Regions from separate parts of the Homo sapiens genome. Here all the other regions are linked to region 1. A link is a loop called in an ENCODE intact Hi-C map of the cell type or tissue named here. Cell type or tissue: heart left ventricle. All regions are shown on one strand. Links, peaks and the distances in the headings refer to the core of each region. The heading gives the core; the rest is flanking DNA.

Region 1 (5,019 bases), core at 1,563-4,062:
AGTGAACAGCTATTCTGTCATTGCTGCTGGATGGTGCTGCCTCCTAGAATAGATGCTTATCTGGAGAGGAGGCTTTCCACATGGTTCATAATAAGGAATTGATCAAACATCAATAAAAACATCTTTCTAATTTGTAACTGACATAAAGCTGGCATGGTGAGGTGAATCCAAAAGATTATAACAAGCTGGAATTATAGACTAAAATTTTTAAAATGAGATTTAATATGGAGAAATATAAACTTCAAAAAGCAACTAGCCAAGAGCAGCAGGGTAACAGCAGGTCATTTGAAAAAGTCTTGAGGATTTTAGCAGATTTGGTGGAAGCCCTATTTGAGCTATCTTACATAGTTGCAGAAAATCCTGCAGACTTGCACTGTATTATTAAGAGAAACACAGTACCACAACCGATAAAGGTCTCATGGTATTCCCCACTGGCCACAGCACATTTTGTTCATATTTGAGGATAGCTGCTTAGAAGGATATTGACACATTGTAGTATCTAGAGGAAGGTGTCAGAGATGATATAAGAATGGAAACCATGACTTTATAGAAAAGGTTAATACGTGAAGGTGGCTTCATGGAAAGAAATATTGAGACTGAGGACATGGGAGGTGGCTTCATGGAAAGAAATATTGAGACTGAGGACATGGGAGGTGGCTTGGTATACTTTAAAATTTGTCACTTGGTTTTAAACTTTACAGGAGGTTATAAGATGACAAATTGAAAATGTCAAGAAGGGCATTCTAGAAATTATAAATAAAATGGTAAGAAAAGAGTTTCCTGCCACTGGATAAATCGAATGAAATGATTAACTGTCAGATAAATTGTAGAGAAACTTCTTGCATCAGTGGGATGAATGAAGACAGTTCTGACTCACACCCTCATCCTACAAATGCCCTAGTAGCAAAGTCTGTACCTGAACAGGCTGTGTAATTATTCTCCTCTGTGCTACGTGAGACAGAAGCATGTAGTTGACTTTATTATAATGGGATCTTTTCAATCTCCAAAGGGCATTGATTTGTTTTCTAGTCTGTATTTGCATTAATTTTTGCTCTTTAAAATAAAACCAATGACCACTTTATGTCTACTAAGATGGCTATAATGGTAATATATTTTTTAAACACAGAAAATAACAAGTGTTGGCAAGAATATAGAGAAATTAGAGCCCTCATACATTGCTGGTGGGAATGTAAAATGGTGCAGATGCTGCTGAAAACAACTGGACAGTTTTTCAGAGTTAAAGAATTGTCACATAGAATTCTCAACATGGAATTACCATGTAAACCAGAAATTCCACTCCTAGATATACATACCCAAGAGCATTTGAAAATATTCATGTACAAAAACTGAAAAAAAATTATGTATAAAAAAACTTGTGTAAGAATGTTCATAGTGGGATTATTTATAATAGTAAAAGTAGAAACAACACGTGTCCATCAATTAATGAATGTGTAAAGTTTGGTATACCCATACAACAGAATATCATTCAGCCATAAAAAGAAAGAAAGTACTGTGATGCTACAAGATGGACAAGCTTTGAAAACATGCTGAGTGAAAGAAGTCAGACACCAAAGGCCACATATTGTATGATTCCATTTGTGTAAGATGTCCAGAATAGGCAAATCCATAGAGATAGAAAGTACATTTGTGATTTCCAAGGGCTGGAGCAGGAAGGGAGCATTGGGAGTGATTGCTGTGGATATGGGTTTATTTTAGGAGTAATGAAAATGTTCTAAAATCAGTTTGAGGTGATGGTTACACAGCTTTGCGAATATACTAAAAACCACTCGGCTGCACTCTTTTCAATGGTGAATTTTATGTAATGTAAATTATATCTCAAAATCGTGTCAATGATTTGGAATAAGTAGAATTATGTTTAAAAAATTATGGCACTTTTCCATTTCTCTAACATTTCCAAAGGTTATAGAGGGTTCTGGCCCCGCCTTGCTCCCCTCTTAGCCTAGCTGTTTTACCACTCTGTACATTGACGTTTTTATAGATCTACATGAAGTGTGCAGTTATTCAAAACAACTTGTAACATAAACTATGACTATTCCTTCCCTGGAGATCTGGAGGCTGTTTTCTAATTTTTCTTCCCTGAGTTTCTTGTGGCTCTCGTACTGTGATTGCCATTGAGGTCCCCGCAGTTGAGAATGTGAGTGGCTCAGCAGGGAACTGCACAGAACTGGGGATACTTGCGAGCTGGGAACAACCTTAGGTGGGCACTGGTGGCCTCCAGAACGCAGATGAGAGAGCAGGGGATTCCAGGTAGAGGAAGAGAGATCACAAGCTGGTGTGGCTGGGCTCCAACTTTAAAGCTAAAATGATCAAAGATCCCCAAAATTTCAGAGCAAGAAATATGGGGAAGTCAACGTTATTGTGTGAATAACATCAGCCTTTGGTTGGTTGATGGATGGCTATTGAGTTTGGGGGTTCTTCTGTGATCTTATTAGTTGCTACAGATATTCTCAGTATCTCTTAGCACCTTGTAAACAGAGGAAAGAGAAGCCTGCATCTCCTCTCCTCAGCAGATAAACATCTGGGGACAGTGACAAAGCCCACAGACCCTGATGGTGTCTTTGATATACAGCCACAATACGCATTTTGACACCGAGTAGATGCTTTTAGATGATGAAATCAGTGGTTTGAATTGAGGCATTTGTGTGAAGTTCATGAGCTTTCATGCCATGATTGGCTTAAGTAATTCAGAACTAGCTGCGTGTGGGTGCCGTGGAAATACTCTTTCAATCTCTTTCTTATTGGGCCATTTTTGTGCAAAAGAAATTGCTGTTTTAATGGCAAAACCAGCAATTACTTTTGCACCTACCCAAGAGTTCATGGGATATTCAAAGCAATTTTCCGAACTGTATCCTCCAACTCGAGGCAGTTACTGTGAAACCACTAGATGGCACAGTCATGCTAGATGTAATCAAGACTTCAGCAGAAATGAAAAAGTGAGTCTTGCTAGATTACTTCATCAGATACTTAAGCTGTAGTTTACTTCCCCTCTCCAAAATTTTTCTACGTGTTAGTAATTTATGTCTTCCAGATCGTGTAAATACAGATGTGTTAGACTTAGTCATCTAAATCAATTGTTCAGTGACTACAGCCAAACTATAAAAAATGATTACTTCTCTTTGTTTTCAGTTCAAGTATTTTTACTATTCCTTTGCCACACATTTATTTTTCATACAGTTACATCAGCGCCCTGGGTCCCTTTTCTTTTGTACACATAGTGATAGAGAGGGAAATTACTCATCTCCAACGTCCTGGAAATTGTTTTCCAGCGCATAAATTTCCTAGCCCTCTGAAAGATGTCAATCATTTTCTTTAGCAGGGCATTAGGGAACTCCAGCTTTCCGAAAGATGTTAGGAAAGAAATGTCATGTCCGAAGACACAAAGTAAATGATTACTTTCTTCACCCAGCTTTATTTGTCATTTGTCTTAAAAAAAAAAATAGGAGAAGTGTTTTATTCACAGTCAGAGGCTAGGGCAGCAAGACAAGGCACGTTAGTGAGGCTGTAAATACCACTGTGTCCACGTTCACTTAACACAACGCCATCTCCCAGCGCAGCCCCAGCCCCTCTGCACCCCCCGCCCCACTGCACCCCTTAATGCCAGAAACACTCAGGCCCCCCGAAAGTTTAGTAGGGCTGCATTTAGAACAAGTCCAGAGCCAACAAAGGAAAATAGTGGAAGACACTTAGGAGGGAGAAGAGAGAAATGAAATTTATTTAGCCCGAGGTCCCCACGCCATGAATGTGGCCAGCAGGGGGCTTCTCGTGCGGACGCTCAAAGCCGGAAGAGCCAGCAGGCACGGAAGCCCTCGTGGGAGCCGGGAGTTCCATGGCGAGGCCCCCCGCTGCTGCCCCAAGAAACGCTTGGGTTTGAGATCTCAGGAAACACGGAGAGCCCCCACTGCGATGGTGACGGCCCTGGAGTGGGTGGTGCTAAGGAAAGGGCAGCACACCCTTGAGGGCGGGAAGTGAATGGGGTGAGAGTTGGCACTGCTGGCCATGTTTTCCTCCATTTCCTTATGGGACTCAGTTTCCTCAAAGGAAGAACCAAAATGAATAAAGTCTGATATGGTTTGGCTGTGTCCCCACCCAAATCTCACCTTGAATTGTAGCTCCCATAATTCCCACATGCAGTGGGAGGGACCCCCTAGGAGGTAATTGAATTGGGAGGGTGGGCCTTTTCCGTGCTATTCTTGTGATAGTGAGTAAGTCTTATGAGATCTGATGGTTTTATGAAGGGCAGTTCCCCTCCACACGCTCTCTTGCCTGCCTCCATGTAAGATGTGTCTTGGTTCCTCTTCGTCCTCTGCCATGATTGTGAGGCCTCCCCAGCCACATGGAACTGTGAGTCAATTAAACTTCTTTCCTTTATAAATTACGCAGCCTTGGGTATGTCTTTATTAGCAGCCTGAGAACAGACTAATACAGAATCTAGTTTTTTATACAAAGAGATTGAGAAACAGCCCTTGATTGTGCTGACAAGATTTTAGGAGCTGTTTATAAGCGCCCTACTGAGGACTCTGGAGATGATCCTTCATTCTAGAATTATAAGGTTAAAGTTGTTTGTTTGTTTTTTCTACTTGCCTAGTCCTTGGTGTATATAAAGAATCTTGTGGTACTTTGGTATTTATTAAGAGATAGAGAGTCTTTAATTTTTGAATACATTGGATCAATTTTTATATAGTATTGCATTTTTTATAACCCTTATTTACTTTTTATTTTTAAACCCCACCGTCTTCTCTATTCTCTTGACCCAGATGTCATGTAATAAGTTATGACATTATACATTTTCACCTTAGAGCTATGTTCTGGGGCTTGGCGCTCCTATTATTTAAAAAATGGTATCTTCTATGAGAAAACATGAATATTAAAGTAGACATGAATTTAGTTTTGTATAATTAAATTGAATCCCAGGATGGCAAAGATTTAAATATGATTTATACTTGGCATTAGTAGCAGCAAGTAATACTTGCTGCAGTAACAAAAAACCATTTCAGTGGC
Region 2 (5,019 bases), core at 1,219-3,718, 250 kb after region 1:
TCCTGTGTAATGGTTATCCTGTAGGTGGTCTGATGTCCCCCTCATGTCTTTCCACGTTGGAAATGCTCTCGTTTAGACAACAATTTCCTGTTAAAAAACAAAAGCATAGCAACAGAAATATGTGGTTTCTTCTGAGTCCTTCCTCTACCCTGGCAGTACTCTGGATGAAAAGAGTCAAGTTCTATAAATATAATGCAGCTTCCTGGACAAAATGTATTAAAAGGGTCAGATGTTCCACTTTCTGCAATCCAATGGAGTTGTGGTTGTCTGAAGTCAACTGATGCATTCAGGTTGGAATGGCGCCCAGGGAAGAGAGTTTAGGAACAAGCATAAACTTGGCCTTCCTCTCATTACACTGAGTTCGCCACAGGATAACACTGTCTCCCACCCTCAAGGGTTTCCATGGTCTGACCAGCTGCAGCTCCTGTCACTTCCCCATCCCACACTCCCTCTGCTTCGGCTGTGTTGGTCCGTTCATTGCTAACTTGCGTCTGTTTGCCAGCTTGCTCCATCTTCTCTGCTTGGGGCAGGATCAGATAACCAATGAGCCCAGTGTCTCTACCACTCCCTTTGCTCACCTCTGCAGTACCTAGGTGTTCATTGCAGACACAGAAAAGACCTACTCCTAAGTATCTCATGTTATTGATGAGAAAATTGCAGTCTGGAGAGAGCTGGCAATACCATCAAACGTGCACAGCAAGTTCATGTCAGAGACTGAGCTGGAATCAAGATATCTTGCCTTCTAGCTTCATACAGTTGCCATCATACCAGCTGCATTGATAATTTTTTTTTTTTTTTTGAGATGGAGTCTCACTCTGTCGCCCAGGCTGGAGTGCAGTGGCGCAATCTCGGCTCACTGCAATCTCCGCCTCCCGGGTTCACACCATTCTCCTGCCTCAGCCTCCCAAGTAGCTGGGACTACAGGTGCCCACCACCACACCCGGCTAATTTTTTTATATTTTAGTATATGGAGTTTCACCGCGTTAGCCAGGATGGTCTCGATCTCCTGACCTCGTGATCCACCCAACTCGGCCTCCCAAAGTGCTGGGATTACAGGCGTGAGCCACTGCGCCCAGCCTGATAAGATTTTTAAATTTTCTCCAAAAGGGGGTGTGTGTGTGTTTGTGTGTGTGTGTACAATGCTTAGGGATGCCAAGCTATTTAAATCATATAGCATGAAAACTGGGCCTGTCTAAACATATATTAGGGTTGGGTCTGCATCACCTTTAGTTAGCTAACTACTAATATTTCAAGTTTTTAGCATCCCTAAAATGTTTGCTCACCAGTCTTTTTAAATATTATATTGCTGCGGACATAATTTTTTTAAAAAGAGTTTCTACATATGATTTTGTGAATACTTAGCCTTTGACTAAGGATTGACTCTGAAAAGGCTGTTTCTATTATCTGTTCAGCCAAGTCTTGTGTTTTCAACATATATGTACTAAACAGCATTATGTTGTCTTAATATGACACTAAAATGGGGTTCAAGGCAGAACATACTTCTGTTTGTTACAATTTAGGATCATAAGGTATCTTGGAAAATAGTAGTCTGAAGTACAGAATCCAAGGACAGCCTCCTGTGGTTTATTACTTTTATTTATAGCAGTCTACTTTTTCCTATTTGCAACAGATTTGGCTAAACAATGTTTTATTAATTCAAGCAGGAATATTTTCCTGCATTGAATTTGCATTAAAATTGCCTAGGAAATAATATTACCCGGTTTTCCTCACACACCCTCTATGCTGCTAGAGAACTTTTAGAAAAGCTGAATTCAGAAGTCTGCAAATAAATGAAACTGTGAAAAGTAGAGGTGACTCTCCTTTAGAACTACAAGGGATAGTGAATCCATCAGCAGTCACAAGTAAAAATACTGTCTTCTTGTGGTAGAGTGCTACTTATTCCTTTAAAAGCTTTTCCAGCCCATCAGCAGGTATTAAAATGTTCAAGGCCTCTTGTCTTTTTGTAAGATGTGTGTATAAAAAAGAATTCAGAGCAGAAGGTTTGAAGATTATCTTGTATACAAGGGCGGCTAAAATACGTGCAATAGGTCTTTCCAGGAATATGAAAGTGAAGATTGATGCCGAAAGTCTCATTGCTGTTTTTCTAAACTGGTTGCTGTTGGCTGTGAAAGCTTTCTTTGAATTAGTGAAGGTTTCATGTGCCCACACATAGCCTGAAGTGAGAAACTCACTGTTGCTTGTGCTTGCCAAAAGCAGACATAAAGCATTGGCTGCCCTACCTGTAACTTCTGCTAAAAACAGAACACAAAATTATCATGGGAGCCTTCAACAGCTAGAACACCATCTAAACAAAGTAAAAAGTGATTGGATTCTTTATGGCTCCCTCAAAGATTTTTCAACTCCCTGTAGTCCAGTTCCAAAAAAAGGAATGATGGTTTTCTTGGAGAGCCAACAGTTCCCTTTGTAAGTTTCTGGAATTTTTGTACATGATATTTTGAGTTCTTCTACAATAAAATTTAATGGTCCATTTGAGAAAGTGTACTCATATTAAATGTAGTGTCTATTATTGGGTAGTCTGAGACAATTCCTGAGTGCTCAACTCTCCTTTGATCTGTCGAAACATAGTGGTTGCCATGGAGTCTTGCTGGCCGATGACCAAGTAGGAGTTCCACATTCCACTCAGCTGGGCGCAGTGTTCCTAATCAGGCCGGACCTGAAACTCTAGCACAAAGGACTTTAAAACCGGAATGCTTTATGTGTAATCACTGAAAATAAGTTGATTATTTGTAGGGCAGAGTATGGTAAAGGTTAAAAATTTCATGTTTCACTTATTTAAATTTTGATTTGTTTCTGGAAAAATATTTTAGTCTTCTGATGATATGAAATGTAAAATTCTCTCTAGTCCCCCTGCTTTGTACAAAGTAATACAAAACAAGATTTGTCTTATTTGACCTTAAATATAAATAAAATGGCAGCTGAATTATTGTGAGCAATGTAGCTCAAGTATCTGGCCGTCATCTTTGCATTTTATTGCAGTGATGACTCCATGCCATTGTTAATCTGGATTTATTTTTAAACAGTTTAACTAGGGCCTTTTTTTGCAGGCTTTTCTTTGTTTCTCCCCTACTTAGTTCTGAGGAAAGCCTAAAATAAGATCCCTGTAAACACTGATGTTCATTTTTTAACTCAAACATTTGCACAGCCCCACTGTGGGTTCAGGAAAGACAAAAGGAGGCTCCTGACTTAGATCTAGCCCTCAAATAGAGAGGGGAGAAAGCCTTGAAGACACATCACTGTAGATAGCTGGGATGTGTTTTTGCTGTACAGAATGAGTAGGAGTGAGGAGAAAAGATGACTTTTGCCTGGATAGATGGGGGGTTGAAGAGGCTTCTGAGATGGTTTTTGATTGCCTACCGAGGTCATTCTCTGACCTAGTTTGATGTCTAACTCCCTTATAATTGCATCAGCTTGAACCCATAAGGCTTCAGTCTGTGGGGAGAATTAACCCTTTAGCTAATGGATAAAATAACGCGACGTTCTTTGGGGTTAAATTTTTGCCTAAATTACTTTTAATACCTTACTCGATGTCAAAGTTACTGGAACTGTGTATTTAGTCCTTTCGGCATCATCCTATGCTGTGTAAAGAATTATTCTTTTTTTTTTTTTTTTTTTGAGATGGGAGTTTTGCTCTTGTTGCCCAGGCTGGAGTGCAGTTGCGCGATCATGCCTCACTGCAACCTCCACCTCCCAGGTTCAAACGTTTCTCCTGCCTCAGCCTCCCGAGTAGCTGGGATTACAGGCGCCTGCCACCACGCCCAGCTAATTTTTTGTATTTTTAGTAGAGACAGGGTTTCACTATGTTGGCCAGACTGGTCTCGAACTCCTGACCTCAGGCGATCCACCCACCTCGGCCTCCCACAGTGCTGGGATTACAGGCGTGAGCCACCATGCCTGGCCAAGAATGATTTCTTAAACTTCAATCAGGTCCTTACCAAAAATGCTCTTCATGTGGACATTGCCATAACCCAGATTTTGATCCTAAAATGTATTTCTAATTTCCTTTTCAAACCATTCCTGGGATAACTAAGGGATTTTTGTGTTTAAAGAAAACAGTGGCTTTATTAATTTTTACCCTTGGTCCTCAATGAGATAATTGTTTATTTTTCTTCATAAGCCCCATGGATTTTGATAGAAGAAAAATATTGATTATACAGTATTTTCACATATGTTTATGTTTTCAAAGTAAATAAACAATGAGGAATCAATTTTCAAAAATCAGTAACATTGTGGGTTTTTTTCTAATAAAAAATCAACTTACACAGGTTTTTCTTTTCATAGCCTTCCACTGACCTTTATTTCATTGACTTTATAAGGAATATGTTCTATTTTGTTCATATTTGTTCATATTTTTAAAGCCATGTATAAGATAAACGTTGCGTTTGTAATAAAGAGTAAACCTAAGAACAAGGCACAGAGATGGAAGGCTAACCCAGAAGGACAACATCGAAGCCCTGAGCAGGGCAGCCACCTACGCTACACAGCCGCAGCATGCGCTACCAGTACCAGTCACAAATCTGAGCATGGGCGCCCCCTGGAGTTGTACCAACATGTCAGTCCTAGAACTAAGGGTAATAAAAAATGCTTTTGCATTCTTGTGCTCATTCAGCAAAACTTTGGAGTTCCCTATTTATCCTGGGAAGAGTGGGGAAACCCTGGGCCACATGAGCATACATAGATAGCTAAAGGGTCTGTTGGTTGTTGACCCCACATAGTCCATTTGGCTGAGGGAAATGACATAATGTTAACGCTTATGTTGCTTCTTTTTCTGTGTTATTTTATTATTGTTGTTGTTGTTATATGAGTAAGTTCTTTAGTGGTACCCATCACCCATGAATATACTGCACCATATTTATAGGCTTTTATCCCTTGCCCCCCCCTCCCATTCTTTCCCCCAAGTCTCCAAAGTCCATTGTATCATTCTTATGCCTTTGCGTCCTCATAGCTGAGTTCCCACATACCAGTGAGAACATACAATGTTTGGTTTTCCATTCCTGGGTT
Region 3 (5,019 bases), core at 1,587-4,086, 920 kb after region 1:
ATGGGGTTTCACCGTGTTAGCCAGGATGGTCTCGATCTCCTGACCTCGTGATCCGCCCGCCTCGGCCTCCCAAAGTGCTGGGATTACAGACGTGAGCCACCGCGCCCGGCCCAGCCCTGCATCTTATATGCACTATATCCATGCAGAGATCCCTCCTTCTTGGGTATATTCAGAAAATTAAGTGAATGAAAGCTTTCTCTACATCTTCTTTAAAATTATCATATCTTTTCCAAGTAATGTTTTCAGCATATTGACCCTGTCTCACACAAGCATGTGATTAGGTGTCTCCACCCAGAAGAAGGGTATAGAAATATTTGGTTTCTGTAGTAATATTCTCTTGAGAAACAAGGCATGGATGATGTTGTTTCACTAATGGTTGATGTCGAAAGCCCTGTCAATACAAGACTGTATCACACATGGGTATGTGGCCTGTTGGAAGGATTAGTCTTTTTCCTGCGCTTTGAAGTGTCTACAGGGTGGGAAAAGACCAGTGACTAGCAGGACAGTACGAAGACGGAGGTGCCTGTGAATTCGGGCTCCAGAGGCTTCTACGGGGGACACACCGACCACTCCCTTTAACATTTTGGCCATCTTTGTGACCTAGTGGGATGCTGGAATTGTTTCTGGCCGAACCTCAGCACCAGTGAGTACGTGAGCACCACGACTGGGCTTTCTGGGCATGGGAGAGACTTGGGCGGATAGCAGCGTGTTTAAAAATGGCGGGGTCATTCAATCACACATGAGTTAAAAAACTATACATTGTGTGGAAAAGACCACTCCAAAATCAGAGGAGGTTTTAGGGGCACCAAAAAGTACATCCACATATCAGTGATCCCAAATCAAAGATGGAGCTTTTTGGTTTTCCTCTTTGTAGCCAGTCGGACAAATCTAAGGCAGATGAAAATTCCATAGGAGTTTTGAATTAAAAGAAGCGCCCTAACGGAAAGCTGTGATGAAGGGTGGTTGTGAATGGATTCCACTGTGCCAGGCCTGCACGGGTTAGCACTGGCTGCCTGTCCTGGAAGCCCCCTCCATTATTTTTAGAGGCCTCTTATCAATCACTCCCTTCACTCCCAGCAGTGGGAGTGGGTTGAGCCTCTGGTCTGAGCCTCTCCTGCCTGCCGCCCCCACATCTTTTAGGCTATTTTATAATGCATTTAACAGCCTCCCGCTGTGTTCACTAAGCTACAGTCTTTAACTCATTCACAACCAGCATGCAGGGAGCATGTAAAAATACTTTCTCAGGCCGGGCGCAGTGGCTCACGCCTGTAATCCCAGCACTTTGGGAGGCCGACATGAGCGGATCACCTGAGGTCAGGAGTTTGAGACCAATCTGGCCAACATGGCGAAACTCTGTTTCTACTAAAAATTAGCTGGGCATGGTGGCGGGCGCCTGTGGTCCCAGCTACTCGGGAGGCTGAGGCAGGAAAATTGCTTGAACCCGGGAGGTGGAGGCTGCAGTCGAGATCGCACCACTGCACTCTAGCCTGGGCAACAGAGCAAGACTGTGACTTCAAAAAAAAAAAAAAAAATGAAAGGTTTCTGCTCACCACAAACTAGAAGGGAATGATGGTGGTCTTGTTTGGGACTCTTTACCTGCAGCAAGAACCTGGGAAATGTGGGGGTGATTTTGGTGTGTCATGTACAGTTGGGCTGGGGAAAGCGAAAAAAGTGAAGAAGAGGAGGTGAGGAGGGGGAGGTCAGCACAGGAAGAAGGGTCCTGGCCACCTTTGACCCATACTTGGGGTAAAGGACCTGCATCTGGCCAGGCTCTGTGGCTTATGTCTGTAATCCCAGCACTTTGGGAGGCTGAGGTGGGAGGATCACTTGAAGCCAGGAGTTCAAGACCAGCCTGGGCAACATAGCCAGTTCCTCCATCTCTACAAAAACAAACACAAAACAAAAACAGAAAAGGGATCTGCATCTTTACATGGTGCAAATAAAGAAAACTAGAAGATAGGGAGTTAACTTGAGACATACTATTATGTGCTCCTTTTCTCCCCTTGAAATGTTGATGCAGGAAGTCAGGGTGGTAAAAAATAGGCACAATGTCACATTCAGCTTCACAAGATTTGAAAGTGCATCTCAGCTGGGAGCGGTGGCTCACGCCTGTAATCCCAACACTTTCAGAGGCCGAGGCAGGTGGATCACCTGAGGTCAGGAGTTCGAGACCAGCCTGGCCAACATGGCTAAACCCCATCTCTACTAAAGATAGAAATATTTAGCGGGGCGTGGTGGTGAGTGCCTGTAGTCCCAGCTACTCAGGAGGCTGAGGCAGGAGAATCGCTGGAACCCTGGAGGCAGAGGCTGCAGAGAGCTGACATCATGCCACTGTACTCCAGCCTGGGCGACAGAGCAAGACTCCGTCTCAAAAAAATAAAAAAGAGTGCATCTCAACTTTTTTTTTTTTTCTTTGAGACGGAGTCTTGCTCTGTCGCCCAGGCTGGAGTGCAGTGGCGCGATCTCGGCTCACGGCAAGCTCCGCCTCCCGGGTTCACGCCATTCTCCTGCCTCAGCCTCCCGAGTAGCTGGGACTACAGGCGCCCGCCACCATGTTCGGCTGATTTTTTGTATTTTTTTAGTAGAGACGGGGTTTCTCCGTGGTAGCCAGGATGGTCTTGATCTCCTGACCTCGTGATCTGCCCGCCTCGGCCTCCTAGAGTGCTGGGATTACAGGCGTGAACCGCCGCGCCCGGCCTTCAACATTTTGTATTGGCGATTTTCAGTGACTTCTGGTCCTGAAAATCAAGAGCTTTCTGGTTCAGCAGAGCTGAAAGCTGTTCAATACTGCCCTCTTCTGTCCAAAACTCATTCAGGCATTTGGACAATGATTTTATACTCGGGAATGTTTTTGACAAAGCGTGATGGTGAAAATTGGACATTATCTAACCATGGGGACAGAAAAACAAATTGTGCAGCCATTAGGTCTTAGTTTTGAAGACTTTATTCAGAAAACAACACAAATAGTGATTATCTGGATGTTGTACTTATGAAAAATTTTCCCTATTCTCTGTATTTTAAAGTCTTCTACAATTTATACTGATTATGTTTGGAATTGGCAAAAAGTAAAATAAGTCGTTCTATTCTGAAGAAAACAAGCAAAAATATTAAAGTTTTTGTTATTTTTATAGAAAGCCAACTGATACTTCATCCTCATAACCAGCCTTAGTGTCCTCACCTATAATGTAAGTGACTTATGTTATAGGTGAGGACACTAAGAACAGAGATTTTCATTTTATTTTTATTTTTACTGTTGTTTGTTTGTTTGTTTTTGAGATGGAGACTCACTCTGTCACCTGTGCAGTGGCACGATCTCCACTCATTGCCACCTCCACCTCGAAAGTTCAAGCAATCCTCCTGCCTCAGCCTCTCAAGTAGCTGGGATTATAAGATGCACCACCACGCCCAGCTAACTTTTGTATTTTTAGTAGAGACGGGGTTTGACTGTGTTGCCCAAAGCTGGTCTCAGACTCCTGACCCCAAAGCGATCCTCCTGCCTCGGCCTCCCAAAGTGCTGGGATTACAGCCCCGTGAGCCACTGCACCTGGCCTTATTTTTCGTTTAGATTCAGGGGATACATATATAGGTTTGTTACCTGGATATATTGCATAATGGTGAGGTTTGGGCTCTAGTGTACCCGTCACCGGAGTGGTGAACATTGTACTCAATACTATTTTTCAACTCTCACTTCCCTTCCACCCTCCCTCCCTTTTAGAGTACCCAGTGTCTATTATTTCCATCTTTATGTCCCTGTGTACTCATTGGTTAGCTACCATTTATGAGAATATGCAGCATTTTACTTTCTGTTTCTGAGTTATTTTACTTAGGATAATGGCCTCCAGATCCTTCCATGTTGCTGCAAAGGACATGATTTCCTTCTTTTTCATGGCTGCATAGTATTCCATGGTGTATATGGACCACATTTTCTTTATCCAGTCAAACTTTGATGGACACTTGGGTTGGTTCCATGACTTTGCTAGTGTGAATAGTGCTGCAAGAAACATACAAGTGCAGGCATCTTTTTGATAAACTGATTTTATCTCTCTTGGGTAGATGCCAAATAATGGGATTGCTGTGTGGAATGGTAGTTCTGTTTTTTGTTCCTTGAGAAATCTCCATATTGTTTTCTATAGCTCTCTTACTAATTTACATTCCCACTGGCAATGTATAAATATTCCCTTTTCTCCACATCTGTGCGAACATCTGTTGTTTTTTGACTTTTTAATAATAGCTATTTTGGCTAGGCACAGTGGCTCACATCTATAATCCCAGCACTTTGGGAGGCTGAGGCAGGTGGATCACCTGAAGTCAGCAGTTCAAGACCAACATGGCCAACATGGTGAAACCCCGTCTCTACTAAAAATATAAAAATTAGCCAGGCGCGGTGGCATGTGGCTGTAATCCTAGCTACTCGGGAGGCTGAGACAGAATTGCTTGAACCCAGGAGGTGGAGGTTGCAGTGGAACTGAGATCACACCACTGCACTCCAGCCTGGGCGACAGAGCGAGACTCTGTCTCAAAATAAATAAATAATAAATAGCCATTCTGACTGGTGCAAGATTGTGGTTTTAATTTGCATTTCTCTGATAATTAGTGATGCTGAGAATGTTTTTGTATGTTTCTTTGCCGTTTGTATGTCTTCTTTTGAGAAATGTCTAAGAACAGAGATTTTGCCCAAGGACCCGGTGCTAGTAAGTGGTACAGCTAAAATTTAAACACCAGTCTGTCCCCAGAACTTCTGCTCTTTAATTTTCTTCCCCTCTGCCTGAATTTTTTTTCTCTCTTTGGTGGGGGAAAGTTAAGTCGTTTTCTTGTTGTTTAATACGTAGATAAAATTTATATTATGGTATGTAATGTGAAGCAAATATCGGATAGCCTCCTCTAAAATCAGGTTGGGTAAATCATCACTCTATATTTTGTTGTTTTCTATAATTTTTAGTAGTTACCTGCAATTCCGAGTGCATTCTTCCAAGTGATTTTTTAAAAAAAATAACTTCAGGCCAGGTCCGGTGGCTCACA

What was found. Peaks named below come from ENCODE experiments on the same cell type or tissue, not always from the same donor. Only the 100,000 strongest peaks of a DNase experiment are listed, where the experiment ranks them.
Region 2: a loop joins it to region 1, with 5 times the contacts of the local background. A loop is called at or near these places in 14 of 110 quality-filtered maps.
Region 3: it touches region 1 in a loop (3-fold over the local background); 13 of 110 quality-filtered maps call a loop at or near these places.

What each region holds. Positions count from the first base shown.
Region 1 is chr6:150,415,439-150,420,457 of GRCh38, forward strand. No RefSeq gene overlaps it. Among named protein-coding and RNA genes, the nearest start is that of IYD, 49 kb to the left of the region's middle. RefSeq lists enhancers at 3,394-3,962, 3,655-3,949, 3,963-4,529. In heart left ventricle, for the core only: CTCF peaks have their summits at 2,906 (motif pointing right), 3,105 and 3,767 (motif pointing right); a DNase peak (open chromatin) is centred at 3,793; H3K4me3 peaks cover 1,134 bases; H3K27ac peaks cover 1,173 bases.
Region 2 is chr6:150,665,980-150,670,998 of GRCh38, forward strand. All of the region lies in intron 2 of PLEKHG1 (pleckstrin homology and RhoGEF domain containing G1), which reads left to right. Among named protein-coding and RNA genes, the nearest start is that of PLEKHG1, 69 kb to the left of the region's middle. In heart left ventricle, for the core only: a CTCF peak has its summit at 2,651; a DNase peak (open chromatin) is centred at 2,622; H3K27ac peaks cover 1,502 bases.
Region 3 is chr6:151,332,225-151,337,243 of GRCh38, forward strand. The region is part of intron 3 of AKAP12 (A-kinase anchoring protein 12); the gene reads left to right. Among named protein-coding and RNA genes, the nearest start is that of ZBTB2, 57 kb to the right of the region's middle. In heart left ventricle, for the core only: CTCF peaks have their summits at 2,813 (motif pointing left) and 3,015; no DNase peak of the experiment used is centred there.